Regions from separate parts of the Mus musculus genome. Here all the other regions are linked to region 1. A link is a loop called in an ENCODE intact Hi-C map of the cell type or tissue named here. Cell type or tissue: heart. All regions are shown on one strand. Each heading gives the region's core, and the rest is flanking DNA. Links, peaks and the distances in the headings are about the cores only. Region 1 overlaps Dock4 (dedicator of cytokinesis 4). Region 2 has its middle 8.0 kb from the start of Gm40403. Region 3 overlaps Dock4 (dedicator of cytokinesis 4). Region 4 overlaps Dock4 (dedicator of cytokinesis 4).

Region 1 (4,226 bases), core at 1,030-3,529:
GATGGGGACAGAAGCAGAACCCTCAAAGAGGACATTTCAACAGGAAGCAGAGAGAGAACAGGAATAGGATATAGGATAAGGCTACAAACTCTCAAAGCCCGCCCCCAGTGGCCTACTTCGTCCAGCAAAGCTTTACCTCCAGAAGGTCTCTTAACCTCCCTGAACAGTGCCAAGGACTGGGCACAGGGTGGGGGTGGGGGAATACAAGAGTCTAGGGGGCACAATTCTCATTTAAAGCACATCACCAAGACTCTAAGCAGGCTCTTCTTTCTTGATTAGTGTGTCTATGTCAAAGGTAAGGATGTGAGCCAAAGGAAAAGAGACAAAGGTCAAGCAGGGGCGGCAGGATTTCATCTGACTTTTAGTTACATTGGCCCCAAGTTCAGAGCCAATGCTTTTAGTAAAGGCCAATTATGCAAACCTCTCCCTTCTGCCTTTCAATCAAGGAAGGTGTGCACCTTTCTGAGAAAAGCTAATCACTAATGCATTTCTAATGAATGGCTTTACAGAAACTGAGTATTCATATTATTTATTATTTTAAAACTAAACATTTTAGACATTAAAAATGTATTTAAGATAATAAACCATACTCCAGGGAGCTTGTCACTGTGTTTTAAAGCTGAAATGTTGTAAGTATTATAGAAAACTTCCCAACATCCTTTATGACTATGAAAGGAACCAGAATCCTGAATTTAGCGTAAACCTAAAATGCTTATAGACATATTTGCACCACTACATCACATGAAAATTCAACACCCAACATTGCTCTGCATGCATTTCTGCAACATGCTTTGTTTCCTCAGCATTCATGCATGTGATATCTATTTTCACTATTCCACAGCACTTCGCTAGATCAGAATAGTATGGTGTACTACTGCTTGTAAGCTGCATCACCCAGAGGTCAGCAGAGAATGCACATACATGGACCTTCCTGTGGATACATGTAATGCTTTTTAATATGTGTACATAAAAAGGGGATAACTAAGCCGGGTGTGGTGGCGCACGCCTTTAATCCCAGTACTCGGGAAGAAGAGGCAGGTGGATTTCTGAGTTTGAGGCCAGCCTGGTCTACAAAGTGAGTTCCAGGACAGCCAGGGCTATACAAAGAAACCCTGTCTCGAAAAACAAAAAACAAAAAACAAAACAATGCAAAAAAGAGAATGACTAGAATAAAGTTACTGTGAAGAAACCAAGTGCAAACATTGGGGGAAATGGCCTAAGTTTACGATAAAAAGACTGTTTATTTTTTTCAACATTTTGGCAACTTCAAAATTGGTTAAAGTTTAAAAGGGGGGGGGTGGAAGTGGATAAAAATCTCTCTTTAGAATACTCAACATAATTCTCCACAGAATTGCAAAGTTTGGGTTAACTCCTAGGTACAGATGCAACTTCCACAGTACTGGAAATAGCAAAAAGCTGGTTTATTTGGCTCTAGGGCCACCAGTCCCCAAATGTCACCACACTGACATGAGGCGAAGCTGGTTAGAATACCTCTAGCTGAGCTTGCATATATTGCTCAAGTATGGTGTCAGGAAAACTGAAGCAATTCTTTGTTTATCAACCACAACGGATGAAGTTATTTAAACTAGAGAGAGAAAAAAATCAATGATGATTCATTAGAGTCCTAGTCTCTCAAGCTATAGCACTTTGCCATCCATCCACACGAGTGATCTTTGAAAGATTCAAACTGAAGCATTCTGAAGGGCATCTGACTAAAGTCAGAGGCACTCTCCTGCTGCCCCCCTCCTCCAGCTCTAAAGACACCTCTTTGAACTCACACATTTTTCCCTTTGCCCTTCTAACCCTTATAACCAGCTAGAGGCCCCAGGCCAGGAGAAGTGTGTATTTATGTGAAGTCCCCAGAAGACCTAAGAAGAGTGACATGGGCCAAACCCACACCCAGCCCTGTCCTCTAGGAAGCCTGCCAGGGCTAACCTCATCTGAACCATGTCACTCCCGCCTCCTCCCCCTTCGGAGTCAAGCATTCCCTCCAGACTCACTCACTTAACACTTGTGGATGTTTTGATTGGGATCATCTGTAAGTCCCTGTTATGTTTTCTCTTCACACAGAGACTGTAAACTTCTCAGTGTGCTTTGTCAACCCATCGGCAAGAACAATTGCCAGAATGTAACGCAAAGGAGCTGAAACAGAAAGGAACACGAGATTTGGCTCCCAGGCCTTTCCATGACCACAGCCTAAGGGTGTTACACACTCCTTCCAGAGACTTCGTAGAGGCCCTGTCACTGATACATACTGTGTACGTGCAAGCATGCTTGCGGTTCTCACAAAAGAGGTAGGTAGACCACTATCAGCTAAGCCCTACTCAACAAAAGACGGTTAAAGTAACCGTGATGAGCCAGCAGCCAGACAACAAACAGCTTCAGCAGACCTTGCAACTGAAGTGTGCCTTCTCTCTCCAGCCTCTTCAACGGTGGCCCACACTCAGGAACAGTTTGACATTTTAGCACCATATGGCTCAGCGAGGATCCAAAGGCCACACTGAAAACTGCCAGGCCATTTGGCATTTCCGTACTTGCCCAGGCAGATGGCACTAGGCGCCCAGTTCCCAGCTGCAGCCTGGGATAGGTCCAAGAGGACCGGCGCTTCTCCAGGATGCCAGGTCAGCAAGGAGTCAGGGCTGTGGCATCAAGGCTGTGTGGTTTGAAACCTTGATGCCAAAGCTAATAATCTGGTCCTCACTCACGAGGATTTCTAGCACAGCTGAGAAAATACACAGTGGATTTACAAACAACTGTCTTTCCACCGGAGGCATCCCTAGTCACTCTCACCAGCAAAATGCCAGGCCCCTAAAGCGTGCTAGCCGCTCCTCCTCTCTACATAAGACTTGTGGGATTCCCAAGGAAATCTACTAGGACGGCTAGTTCAAAGACTGCAGAGAGGGATGGACAGGGTCTCATCCTAAGAAGTCACATGGGATTCTGTTTTTTCTTTTCTTTCCTTATCATGGTATAACACACGTGTTGGTGTTTAAAGCTGGGCTTCTTTTTCTGGGATCAGTTCCCCGGAAAAGGAAGCAAAATCTCCACTGTGAAAAGGACTCAGGCCAAGGTTGCTCCAAGGCAGAGACTTGGAGAACTGTCAAGGATTCGGGTACCACAGAGAAGAGATCACAGGCAAGCTTTGCAGAAAGAAAAGGTGAATCCAGTTGGAGAAGGGCCTGGGATCAGGAGAGTTCAGACAGAGGCTGTTGCCACTCAACACATCCCTGAGCAGCGCCTGGGGTTTTAACTGTCCATGTCTCATTACTCGGGATGCTAAAACCTCTTAACATATGAACATACACACACTAACACACTCCCATACTGCACTGAGATTAGTTTAGCACACATAAAACTGAATGACATGCAAGCATCTGTCATTCCGGGATGGGGCCTCGGGGCTTACAACAACTACAGTGTTGTACATTCAGAGATATTCCCGGTTTATAGTGCCAGAGCTATCTATTCAGAGAACGAGGAACCCAGACCGGCAGGCCATTCCTCTCTTAATGACAGTTAATCTGTATAAAAACCGAACTGGATCATTAAGCAGGGTTTTTATATTTCCTTCAGGCTCACCCAATTTCATCATTACCGTAGTAAGCCCTGGTCTGTGTACCTCTAGACAGAAATATACTCAAGAGGAGGATTTTTGCATGGAAATGATATTTTGGTCTGACTTCTCAAGTCCAGGCCACAGCACTCAAGTCACAGAACTTAGCTACTTAGAAGACAAAATAAATAAACAGACTCGGGGCTGGGGAGATGACTCAGTGCTTAAGGGCACCGACTGCTCTGACAGAGGCCTGGGTTCTCTGAGTTATTAAATAAATAATAGGAGAAGAATTATCTCTTAAAAGTTCCAAATACATCAATTCACAAATGATATATAATGGAAATATATGTATTTTAACAAAGCAGAACTCTTAATAACATACAGTAAACAACACACTCAGTTATTAAAGTATAAAGACAGCTCCTTCTTGTTTAATAATGTTTATACATATGGTTGTATCCCTAGTTTAAATAACATGGGATTCAAGTTGAAGATACTCTTTAGAAACACACATGGATAAGCAATGCATTTTAGCCAGGTCTGAGTTTTGGTTTGGGAGGACATAGCATCATGTATCGCAAGCTAGCGTCTAAGCTGCCACTATCTCCTAAGTATTGGTATTTGGTATATTGGTTTGGGAGGACATAGCATCATGTATCCCAAGCTAGCG
Region 2 (4,226 bases), core at 639-3,138, 240 kb after region 1:
TGTGTCTAAGCTCAATAGAAATCGAAACCTTCCCACTTGAATTTTTTTTTCTAAGTTTCCTACTGGTGCCTTAGGAATTGATTTAGAAACCCTAAAGCCGCTGTCCCCATAAGTCTAGGCACAGATAGGTTATCTATGCCTTGGTTGAAAAACCTCTGCCTAACCTGGGGAAACCTTTTTTTTTTTCTTATTGTTATTTATGATGGAGAAGACTTGAGGAAAGGTCACCTTCAGATGCCTTTCTTCACATCTAACATGAGGCATAACAGCTGCGTTCTGTGAAATAAGCAACTTCTCCAAACAACCGCTCTTACTCGTCATTAAAAATTTCACAGGGAGGTGAAAACCAACAACAAAAAACAAAACAAAAAAACCCAAAACCTCTCCTTTATAGTTAAAAATGGGTTACCCGAATCTGCAGACCATCCATTTTGGCATATGGTACTATTATGTAATCCAAAGGTAGGAAGGCTCAGCCCAGTGATTTACAGAGGAGATTGTAAGAATTTCCTCACAGGCTGAAGCTTTTTTGATGAGTTAAAAAAAAAAAAAAGAATTTTGCTCACAGCGGCAAGCCTGTCACCTAATCCTGAATGCATTGTTTTAAAAGTTATTTTTTTAAAGCCCAGTTACTTCATGCACAATAGTTTTGACGTTTTATCGGCATGCAATTAAAGATCCTTTGTCTAAAGTTCTACTCTAAATTCTTGAGCAGATAGGAGCTCAGCTTTTCAAAACTGAAATCCTTTGACAACCACCGCAGCCCACACGGGAGGAGCCAGCAGTGTTGTGCTGCCCTCTGTTGGGCTATTGCAGAAACGCGTGCGTGCAGAGTTGGCCTAGGGCTGTCTCCAGGAATAATCTGGTAGTCTGTTAAAATAGAGTTCTTTTCACAGAAAAGCCCGAGAAGCACAACAAACTAAGCAATGAGGGAGAAATGTAGAGATTAAATTTGTGGAGACTCATTTGGTGGATGCCATAGACTAAATAAATGTCTGCTCAAAACTTGCTCTTTTTATGAGTGATCGTTTGGAAGACAAGACGGGCTGACAATAAAGACTTTCCTTCATTTTCTTGACAGCAGTGTGAGGACTGATCAAAGCAAAAAGAAAGAGTCTTTGAGGCCAGCCTGTTCTACAGAGTGAGCTCCAGGACAGCCAGGGCTACACAGAGAAACCCTGTCTTGAAAAAAACAAAACAAAACAAAACAAAAAAAGAGGAGGAGGAGGAGGAAGAGGAGGAGGAGGAAGAAGAAGAAGAAGAAGAAGAAGAAGAAGAAGAAGAAGAAGAAGAAGAAGAAGAAGAAGAAGAAGAAGAAGAAAGAGAAGAAGAAGAAGACACAAAAGTCTGACACTCATGCTATTACAGTATGTTTACAGACAAGAGCCTGGCATGGCTGTCCTCTGAGAGGCCGTACCAGCAGCTGACTGAGACAGAAGCAGATACTTACAGTCAAGTGCCCTCAATTCTGCCAGGCATGACTGTTGTGCGAAGGGCAGTTCTGGAAAGGCCTGGTTCTAAATATCTTGTTCCTTCAAGTGGAAGTCTCTGTGACTGAACATTTATTTCATGTCAGCTACTGCAGACAGTCTAAAATTTGGTGGCAGGTAATGGCCTCTCCACATTGAAGAAGTATCCTGTCTACTGAAGAAGCCCCAAGGAATACAGTTATATACAAGCAATATGCATTACAGCTTGAAGCAGGTTGAAGCATGCACAAACCCATCCACATGAAATAAATGAAAGGATATTAATTTCCTTGTGCTTTCAAATCAGAAATTCCTACTGGAAAGGCCTATTAGAGTCATATAGGAGTCCTTTCCTCAATTACCTGGTTTGTTGTTTGTTTTGTTTTGTTTTTGCAGAAAAACTAGCATCTTATTCTCACTTTTATAAGCTCATGTGTTAACTGAGATGGGGAATGTTAAGGTGGGGACAACACAAAAGCCATTATTGACTCTATGAATAGGAAGGAACCTTGGGGATCCCCTAGTGGCAAACTGTTATTTAACACTTGAAAATGTGGACTGGAGGTGTAGCTCAGCACTTCAGTACATGCCTAGCACACACAAGGCTCTAGGTACACACCTAACACAATACACAGAACAAAATAAAAACAAACAGAGGCAGAAGACTTCATCCAGATCATGACTGTGGTAGAGCCAGAATCCCAGGCCTTTTGCCCAGCTGACTTTCCCCCCTGTTGCTACTTCAAATTTACTACAATATTAACCCCTTTCCAGCGGCTCCAGGTATCACACCCAGGTCTGTTACCCAAACCCTAGCTCATTTTCAACACGTGGAGGACCTGTGCCACAACCCCTCCAGTGGGGCCACGTCAGAACAACAAGTAAACTTCTGATAAGCGTTAGGGAGAGCAGACACTTGGCCACTGACATCACAGGTTCCCTAAGGTCTAATCCTATGTTTGTCCTCTGCCTACTGGAGGACCTTTCCTCTGTCCTTCACCTACCCATGGTCTGTGTTTATTTTCAATGGTAGTCTCCTCGGTGAATGTCATTGCATGCTTCCCATGCTTTAAGGAAACTTAGTTTTGAAATCTATATAATAAATCGCTGCCATTGCCCCTTAATGTTTGTTAAGGTTTTAGGGACAATGTTTCTATAGGATCTTCAAATAAATCTGTTCCTAAAAAATATCAACTTGCACTACTTAGAAATAGGCCCATGCTTTTGTCAAGCATCTAAGGATCTGTAGTGAAATATGTGGGGCTGCAGAGATGGCTCAGTGGGTAAGAGCACTGACTGCTCTTCTGAAGGTCCTGAGTTCAAATCCCAGCAACCACATGGTGGCTCACAACCACCCGTAATGAGATCTGACACCCTCTTCTGGTGTGTCTGAAGCCAGCTACGGTGTACTTACACATAATAAATAAATAAATAAATCTTTTTAAAAAATATGTGCACCATTTAGAAAAGGTCTTTTTTTTTATAAGTAAAAATGATCTGTTGCAATGCTAATGGGGATTCATTTCTGATTCCAACATATAGTTTCTAAATACATTTTCCTCCCAGAGGTCCATGTTCATAATGGTTATATAACTTGTTTTCCCAGAGACACCTCCACAGCGCCGTTGCAAACGTGGTTAAGTCCACAGTTCTTAGACAGGTAAATATTCTCTTGCCCTCTGCTGGCAACATTGAAACCTCTCTGAGAACATGCCAACTAGACATCCATGTGGATCTCGGATATATACTTTATCCTGCTGGTTTTGGGGTCTGTCTAGCAAATGCCTACTTGACAATGTGTATACCAGGCATGAAAATCTCTCTGTAGCGCCCACTTCTTATCAAGACATCAATAAGCCAGGAGTTCAGTTTCATTAAGAAAGTTGTCACCCAGTGCACTGGGAGTGTCGTTCTGCATCGGTTTGTCATTGATTTGCGTTATTCACGTTCAGCACCGTCAGCTGAATACAAACCAAACGAGACCATAGCCAGAGGAACTAGGGCCTAACAGCTCCCTGGTCTTCCTTGGGTGAGATCCCCCTGAGCTTGTCCTGCCTTGCCAGGCATCCCTAGCCTATTCACAGTGGTCAAGGCAGAGCACACACACTTAGTTAAGGCCAGTAAGACTACCCCTTCTCTGTGGGGCAAGTTGGAGGACTGAAGTTCACACAGTCCCAGATTCATCCTGACACTGCTGGTGTTGATTCCACATGCAGGTATGGAAGTTTTGCTCACACCTCCTCTCTCCGCTTGAGCGATTCCTGACAATCTAGCGTCTGGAGGAAGTTCTGCAGCAACTGCTTCTCTTGGATTTTGATTTGGAGCTCCATTGAAAGCTGAAGTAAACTCAGTTCAGTTGGCCCTTCACGTCCGTAGGTACAGTTGGAGCCAATTGTAGAAGAAAGTGTTTTTGAGAACAGCTCCATGTATGCTGACATGTGCAGATGTTTTTCTTGTTGTAATACACTCTTTTACAATGCATTAGGTATTACAGATAATGTACATGTGATTCAAAGTAGATGGTCTGCACATTTTACTATTTGCCATTATTTTATATGAGGGAGTTGAGCACTCAAAAATTGTGATGTCTCCCAGGGATTAGACCACCAACCAAGGAGTGTACAGGGAGGGATCCACAGCTCCAGATACATATGTAGCAGAGGATGGCCTCATCTGACATCAGTGGGAGGGGAAGCCCTTGGTTCAGGGGAAGTTTGATGCCATAGCATAGGGGGATGCTGGAGCAGTGGGGCGGGA
Region 3 (4,226 bases), core at 1,166-3,665, 180 kb before region 1:
TTAAAAGAATATGGCTATAGAAGCTAGTTATAAGAAAGTAACATCCTATCTTTAAAAGAGAACACAGAAAGCTGAAAAATGGAGAAGCAATTTTCTGTGGAGTTGACACTACTACCATGTGCAAAGCCCCCAAAGGAAAGGATCCTGCTGGCTCCTGATCTCTGTCTCTATGAGACCCCTGTTCTACTGGGAATATTTTTGAAGTGTGTGTAAGTTTTATACTATTGTGATTGAGTTCAAATGAAGATCTTAATTCCAGGCCAACTCCGTTGGCACCTGGTGGAGAGTAAAAGAGCTCTTTGGAGGCCTCTTTCATAGAAATACTAATGCCAGCCAATGAGACCAACTTCCTTTCACTACTCCACAGGCTCCACATCCTGCTGCCACTCTACTGGGTACAGTACTCTCAGACCAGCAGAAGAGGATGGATCCCTTGGAACTTACTCGGAGCAAGAGAGAATTTTCAGGGGTATAGATAGCTAACAATCCATAAGCTTTAGATTAGATCCTATTAGGTGTTTGTTCTGAAGTAACCGGAGACCAATCTACTGAAATATTTCCAACAACCCAGGTGATAAGATGTTGGGTATCCTTTAATATTGTCATTTTGAACAGCCACAAATTTATGTCATTAATACTGACACTACTCAGATATGGTCAGAACTGTATAACATAGCAGTTCTGATATGTCAGAGCAACAGCCTGGTAGATGAATGTCCCAGTAAGAGTGAACACAAGTAGGCAAAAGCAAAGCTCCCTTCTACCTTCTTTTATCTGTGCTGCTGAAGGGGAAGCACCAATTAGGGCAGGTCTCACTGAGTCAAATAATCAGATTAAGAAAATTCCCCTCAGCTTGCACAAGCAGTTTGCCTTTTGGTTTGTTCTAAATCCAGTAAAGTTGACCATTAAAGTTAATCACCATCATGTTTCCTGGGATCTGGAAAGAGGCTAGCCCTACCTGCTATGCTCTCCTAACATGCGGGACTGAGAAGCACAAGCGGCCTCTGCTGATTGTAACTGCTAGTGGTGCAAAGATCTCCTAGTTTTCAATTGGGGAAATGCTTTGATGTTTTTATTCCAAGGAAGTGATTAGCCAATGGCTACAACTTATAGAGAAAACAGGACAGGCCCAACACATAAATTAATGCATGTCAAATGAAGACACAATAGAGGCATCTGGAATTATTTGCTTTCACAGTCTTAACCAAAATAAATTTACTGGCTAAAGACGAGAGCTGGAGGATCTATACTAACCGGAGGATGACACCATAAGAATACCTTAACGTTGTCTTTTGACTAATTGTTATTTTCCATTTTAAAATTCCACTCTTGATTCTGATTCAGGAGAGCAACGTTTTCATCACACACACAGGTTTATGTCAAAGTTTTGGTTTATGTCTTTTAGTTTAGTGGTTTTGGGTATGTGTTCATTCTTATAAATATCATTACCTATTTTTATTTTTTCATAATGCCAAGTACATAAGAATCTACTGGCTGAGAGCTATTTCATGTATGTATGTATGTATGTGTGTGTGTGTGTGTGTGTGTTGCACAGTAATGACCTCAGAATATGCTACCCCAAAAGATTGAATTTCAGTGGACTGTTTTGAAAGACATAAGGTACAAGAAGGTCATTCTAATCTTCCTAGGCTTTCTTCCATGAAATGGGTCAAAAATTATGTTCCTTCATGTCTGAGGAGAGCCTACATGTCTTTGAAGGGGAAGTTCTTCCAAGCAGAACTTGATAAAGGAAATTTTGTAACACACACACACACACACACACACACACACACACACACACACACACAGCTTACTGCCATGAGATTGGGAACTCTGCCATGGTTTTCTCTGGCTGTTCATTCCTCATTAACCTGCTGTAAAAACGTTATGCTTGCCTACTTTCTCAGCACTTCTCATGTGGGTTTCCCCATCTGAACACATGAAGCAAGTCTGAAATACTTTCTTTTCCTAATCTTTCTTTAGTTACTAAAGGATCAGTCACGAAGTTAGGATGGGTGAAGAACAGCTACATTTCCAATACTACAGTAGTATACATGACTGTTCAGCTCTTCAACATTTTGTGTACCTTACAAATAGCAAGCAGATCTTAGTGACCATGAGAAAGTTAGAGAAATAACAACTACTGTATATAATAATGCTAAACTCTAATCACTACTTCCATTAGATTATAACTTAAACTCAGAGGTTTTTTTTTTTAATCAATTCTACACATATTCTTTAAAGTATCTTAGAGTACAATTTAATGTTATATTTAAAAAGTGTTAATGTGCATGAGTGATGTTTTGCTTGCATGTATGTATATGTACCACATGCATTCCTGGTGCCCACTGAGGCCAGAAGAGGGCACTAGATCCTTTGGAATTGGATTACAGCAGTGGTGAGCTGCCATGAGTGTACCAGGAAGTGAACCTGGGACAGCAGTGAGTGCTCTTAACCAGTGAACCATCTCCCCAGCCTCTTCAGTCTCACATTTTGAACTATATAAAAGAAAACTGAAAAGAAAAGAGAAACTGAAAGGATATGGCCACCACATGCGACAAAGCCTTGGTTTTCTTGTATTACAGAGGACATTGAGAACACTGTCAAACATTTAATAGGTTCTATATGTCAGAAATCTTAGTACACCAATGTTGAGTTCCTGATTTTGCTATTATACACTGGATATCATAGCTGGGGGTGTAAAAATAGAGTAAGCAGCTTGCTCTCAAGTAGTTAACAAAGAGTTGCAAATATGCATATAGGATTCACTATATAGATCTATACGTCTGTATGTTTACCCTGACATACATATGTACACATATGCACACAAGTCAGGAGCAAAGAGGCCAATATTAAGAATCTCAGCTACCTAGGACTATCGAATCATGCGACCGTGTGCACATGCCCACATACTTGCGTTTGGGAAATACATATAAAGTGAATGAAATGAAATATCATCCTATGGTAAATGAGTAAGTCATTGCATGACTCACTACTTTGTAATTGAACAGAATTAACTATGAAATAAAGTTCAAAAGGATTAAAAAGATAGAATGGTTTAATAATTAGGAACTTCAAAAAATAAACAAAAAAGTAACACACTATCTTTTTAGCCAATAGGTGGTGCCATAAAGTACTAATTTAATCTTAGTGTTCTGAGAAAGCAATTTATAATTCAGCACTCAACAGCCAGGGGCACCCATAAAAGTCCTCGGGTACTATATCACTTGCAGGATGGTGAATCAACTGACTACACTGGTGTGCAGAGATCCGACTGTCAACAGAAAACCGCAGTCTAACACTACAGAAGTCTCTGCAACATCACCTAAGGAATACTATTACAGCTGGCATAGAGCCATGCCACTCTCCCTGATAGAAAGGGCAGGCTCCTTCTGTAACAACTCCTGTGAAATCTCGCAGGGTTACAATGGAGTTGGAAGGGTAGAATTGTGCATGCTCATCTCACAAAGGCAAAAAACAAAGAGTCAAGAAATGTATCTGATTAACAAATATGAGTTCTTTTTTATATGCGTGCAAACTACACATAAATACACAAATGATAGGTAAACACTGTAAATTTTCTGTTACTATATGCTGAAATATACTGTAAGTTTTTACATGTGTGTGTTTAGTGTGTGCATGTGCACACTCGCGCGTGCAGAGATGTGCCCGAATGTGGAGGTCCCAGGACCTCCAGAAAGAGTTGCATCTTTCCCTCTACCATGTGAGCACTAAGAATCAAACTTAGGTCATCAGGCTTGGCAGCAAGTCCTTTACTCACTGAGCTCTCTCACCAGCCCTGTCAGTGACTTTCATAGACTTAAGTCTTACCTACAAATTTGCCTAAATACATAACATGGGCTCAGTCTAGTTCCACATCCCTGGACTTCAACTGCCATCTACTACAAGTGACATTTATAATAATCATTTTTGTTCAGCAAGCTAAAATCTGGCTTATTTTTAATGAATATTTTTAGAATTTCAAATATTTTTAAATATTTGGTCATTATATTAATTCATTTAGAAATTCTCATCTAACAGAACTATTAAAATTTCAAATTACTTAATCTAATTATAACATTTATATTAATTCAATTTTTTTTAGCCATTTAACTCACTACTTTCTCCCATTTTCTAAGTGTAATAGGTAAGGTGGCTAATATTCCTTTCAACAAAGTCTTAGGTTAGAGGGAAATGCCATTTACCTAGATGAACCCATTGACCCA
Region 4 (4,226 bases), core at 588-3,087, 65 kb before region 1:
CTCAGGGCTGGTCCTAAACATACTATATAGCTGAGAGTGATCTTAAACATCTGATCCTCTGAGTATGATTTTATAGAAATTTCTTGACTGTCATAGGCTGATATTATATATATATATATATATATATATACACACACACATATATACACACACACACAATATAATAAACTAGCTTTACTAAAACCAAAATTAAAATTAATACTTGAATCATTACTGCCTCCAAAACCATAAAGACTTCTACTTCCTTTCCCAGAATCTCAGTAAAATAGTTTCAACTTACTTTCCTAGAGTTTAAAAAAAAAAAAAAAGAAAGAAAAGAAAAGTAGTAGTTCCATGGGATGACAAAGAGCTGACATCTTTTGAAATTCTCCTCTGGGGTTGGGGAAAACCTACCTAATAAAAATATATCGCACCATGGCAAGTGAGCCAACATTTATTTTTATCTCATGGACCCTTTACTACATACAGGACACTATGCCAGGCCCTTGGAATCCATGATCCCTTCTCATTGAATAAAGGGTCATATGTGTTGTTTAATTCAGAAATTTTTTAGACTTGAAAAGTAGTTTAAGTTAAATATCATATGTTTATAACCTTCTCGGGTCTACCTGGGTCAGTATCTAGCCATGAGTTTTGCATTTGAAGCAATGCATGCATGTATGTGCGTGCGTGTGTATGTGTGTGTGTGTGTGTGTGTGTGTGTATGTTATATACAGATTTGTGATAACAAATAAGGTACAATTCTTACACAAAGCAGCTAAACAGATTCTTAAGTATTGTCTGTGTTCATCTCTAAGCCTGTTGTCTATCAGCTTTAAATTCACCACCTCCTTCGATGCTCACCCAACGACCTGCAAACCCTATTTTAGCTTGGCCAACTGCTGTTCTCAATATGGCCTTAGGGAGTGTGGGACAGTGGAGGAGAAGGAAGCCTATCAGGTGCCCTGTCTGTGACTTCATTATCCATCCCCACCCACTCAGGTAATGCTTGTGACACAAGCAGCAAGCAGCAGCCCCTCAGGCTGCACTGGAGTCTAACTGGCGAGTGTCCTAGTCTCATAACATCACCTAAGTGTAGCCTAAGCTGCCATTCTAAAGTCTTGGCACTAGGATACAAGCCCGTCCCTCCTTGACTGTCTGGATCCCAGCTGCCCAGTGACCTTCAGCATTCAGCTGCAGTAGCATCACCGAAGGAGCTCCTGGTGTTCAGAACCTGCTCCAGTTCTCCACTTACAAGAACTGTTTACGTTCTCATAACACACCCTGGTCCCCACACTTCCAATATCCTCGCCGTTTTAGAGAATTCGTCTATCCTTGCATGCTTCTTAAGTGTCACTTCTCTATCCAGGTAACCATTTTCTATATTAAGGTACACTGCACAAAAAAGTGGGAAAGCCCTGGCTCCACCTAACACACTAAATGCAATATGGCATGCTAAATATGAGCACACCAATTAAGAAGTAAGATCATACTGGCAGAACCTGAAAAAGTGTGGAGGAGTCAGAGGCTGAAGCATCTCATTACATGGTTAGAAGGGACTGACCTGAAAGAAAATGGCAGAAAGACAGGCTCTTACAAAACAGAAATACTGCTGATTGACTAAGAATGGAGAGCCTGGCCTGGCCAGAAAAGGGATTTTTTGCCAGGGAGAGGAAGCAGGGCTCAAACAGGGACAATCACCAGTGCTAGTGAGCTGGTGAGGCTTGGGATGGCAGAGCCCTGGAAGGCAAGAAGGTGAAGAACAGCAATGGCCTGGAGTGGGTATCCCGTCCAAAGATTAAGACTAATACATTTCCTCTCTGATACCTGGGACAATCTGGAGTGCAGTTCAGATACAATTCACTAAATATCATATAATTAGGTACAAATGAGTTCCCAGTCTTTGGGTCACACTTGTGGACAGATTGATGGTACTTTATTTAGTTCAGGCCACAAAATGACATGACATCAACATTTGGATCGAGGTTTATCCTAATAAGAGACTTCTAACCAGATATAACTGCCCACCCCCAAAACACCCCAGACACCCACAAAACTAGCCACAGTGCAAACACTGTGAGTTTAAAGTCTGTCCTTATTTAAGCACACAGCACAGTTCCCCAGGGAAATGAGGAGAGCAGGAATGAACTTCCTAAAGCCCTGCCAGAGCACTGCAGTCACCAGCGGCTTTTCAGCACTATCCCTTGTGTCCTTGCACTGTGACTTCCTCTACTCTCCTAAAGTAGACCATAAAATACAACTCTGACAGAGGGGGAAGTCTGCCACATCTATAGTCTCCCAGACTCTCTTGCAATGAATAAAAATTCCCTTTAAGGAGCTTTAGGTATCCACATAAGAAACACTGTAATTGATTCCGCACACAACAACAGCCCTTAGTTAGAACAGTCCTTGGTAATTTATTGGTGAACTGTGAACTTTTACGCTTAAGCCAATAGAAACAGGTATAGCGTTTTGTTTACAGTTGATAATGCAAGAAATATCTGCTTACTTGACTGGGAAAGAAAACTGAGGGTCCTCAAAACATTTTAGAATAATATTCAGTATCTCTGGATCTGGAAACTCAGAGTTCATTAAAACAAGTTTGATTTGGCAAAAGGGTTAAATGCTTTCTATTCTGTTTTCGTATTAAATGGTCAACTTATGAACAGCTGAGAAGAGTTTGGGACACCATGGGACACTTCCACAGATTAGTTGGTGATCAAAGGCAGATGGCTTTTTTTTCCTTTCTTTCTTTCTTTTTTTCATTTTTTTTTTATTATTTATGGAATTCCACTTGGTATTTTCAAAACATGTTTTGCAATATTTGGATATCCTCCAGTGGCTTACTTAATTCACATTTCCCCAAACACTCATCTAATTTGGAAGTCTGGTTACTTCTTTTTTGTGATTCTCACATGAATACTAAATTCTCTGTAAAGAATGGTCAGGGTTGTTTTTTTTTTTTTTTTTTTTTTTTTTTTTTTTACCCAACAAAATGAAATTAAAGAAAAAAATTTTTTTCATGGTAACTCAAAATTGATCTTAGAACATTTCAATTTGTGGGGCCTCAGGTTCTGCAACCTAGATAATGTAGCTGAGAAGGACACATTGCACAGGTGAGACGGTTCAGGAAGTAGTATTACATTCAATTAAGAAATAGCTAGCACTGTGAGGATGCCGACTGCTGATATTTCTCACAGTAGGGAACAGGCATGAACACTCTGGAGATTCTTCGCACGAAGAGAGGTGTTCAGAATAAATGGCAAGTTATGAGGTAAATGGGGTTGAGTTGCGTGATTTTATTCACCAAGAAGCTAAAAATTGGAGAAAAAAAATAGGGAGGTAAGAATCAAAAGAACAGAGAAAGAGGGGCTAAATGCTCATGAATAAAGTTGAAGTTTGCCGGGAACCAGGACTTCAAATCCCGGAATCAGTAAACTTCTCTGAGAAAAATAATGTTTAGGATAAAACTTCCCCTCCCTTATCTGAATGCCCCCATACTAAACTAGCAAAACAGAAAAAAGAACGCACAACAAAAGTTGACCCATGCCACACTAGCAGGAATAACCTACTTGCATTCATTCTCATTAGGAAGGAAAAAAAAACCTAATATAATAGTAACATGGTTTTGGTAGGAAGGACTATATGGAAGGAAAGTGAAAGATTTTTTTTCTTTTATACTTTTTATATTACAAAATATTTATGGAAACTAGAGTATGTTTAAAACGTAGATTGCTTATAAGACAGAGTTATGAATTGCTTCTCCAGTGACGGGAAGCGTGACGGGAGAGGTGTTTAGAATGAGTCTCAGGCATAAGTCAGTCATCAGCTCTCCATAATGAGTCACAGCGCCATGCACTTTGGAGTCCTAACTGACTGGAGTTTGAAATGCTAGCACTTTCACGTACCTTCAAAGAGACTTATCATTTATGAATGTGTGTGTGTGTTAACATGCCAGTTATTTATCTGGAGTACCAGAGCAACAGTCTATGCTGAATGTCGGCATTAAAAAGCTTTGAATAATACTTATAATTTTTGCTTAATACTCTCAATTATTTCATAAAAAGCTATTCATTTGAATACCTTTGGGGTAAAAGAGAGTAAATGAGCAAATTTAAGGTATGATAATATGTTTATTTGACTGAAACACTGCAGAAGAAACAGCTATAAGAAGTTCCCACACATACACACACACACACAGACAGACACACACACACACACAAATGAATGAGAAGCAAATAAAACTC

Evidence for each region. A loop is a pair of places that touch in the nucleus more often than their neighbours do. Peaks named below come from ENCODE experiments on the same cell type or tissue, not always from the same donor. Only the 100,000 strongest peaks of a DNase experiment are listed, where the experiment ranks them.
Region 2: a loop joins it to region 1, with 8 times the contacts of the local background. A loop is called at or near these places in 6 of 42 quality-filtered maps.
Region 3: it touches region 1 in a loop (1.9-fold over the local background); 3 of 42 quality-filtered maps call a loop at or near these places.
Region 4: a loop joins it to region 1, with 1.8 times the contacts of the local background. A loop is called at or near these places in 4 of 42 quality-filtered maps.

The regions. Positions count from the first base shown.
Region 1 is chr12:40,497,468-40,501,693 of GRCm38, reverse strand. All of the region lies in intron 1 of Dock4 (dedicator of cytokinesis 4), which reads right to left. Among named protein-coding and RNA genes, the nearest start is that of Dock4, 54 kb to the right of the region's middle. In heart, for the core only: a CTCF peak has its summit at 2,533; DNase peaks (open chromatin) are centred at 1,943 and 2,583; H3K27ac peaks cover 1,238 bases.
Region 2 is chr12:40,253,991-40,258,216 of GRCm38, reverse strand. No RefSeq gene overlaps it. Among named protein-coding and RNA genes, the nearest start is that of Gm40403, 8.0 kb to the right of the region's middle. In heart, for the core only: a CTCF peak has its summit at 1,980; a DNase peak (open chromatin) is centred at 806.
Region 3 is chr12:40,678,905-40,683,130 of GRCm38, reverse strand. All of the region lies in intron 12 of Dock4 (dedicator of cytokinesis 4), which reads right to left. Among named protein-coding and RNA genes, the nearest start is that of Dock4, 230 kb to the right of the region's middle. In heart, for the core only: CTCF peaks have their summits at 2,355 (motif pointing right) and 3,132 (motif pointing right); no DNase peak of the experiment used is centred there.
Region 4 is chr12:40,562,408-40,566,633 of GRCm38, reverse strand. All of the region lies in intron 1 of Dock4 (dedicator of cytokinesis 4), which reads right to left. Among named protein-coding and RNA genes, the nearest start is that of Dock4, 120 kb to the right of the region's middle. In heart, for the core only: no CTCF peak of the experiment used is centred there; a DNase peak (open chromatin) is centred at 2,133.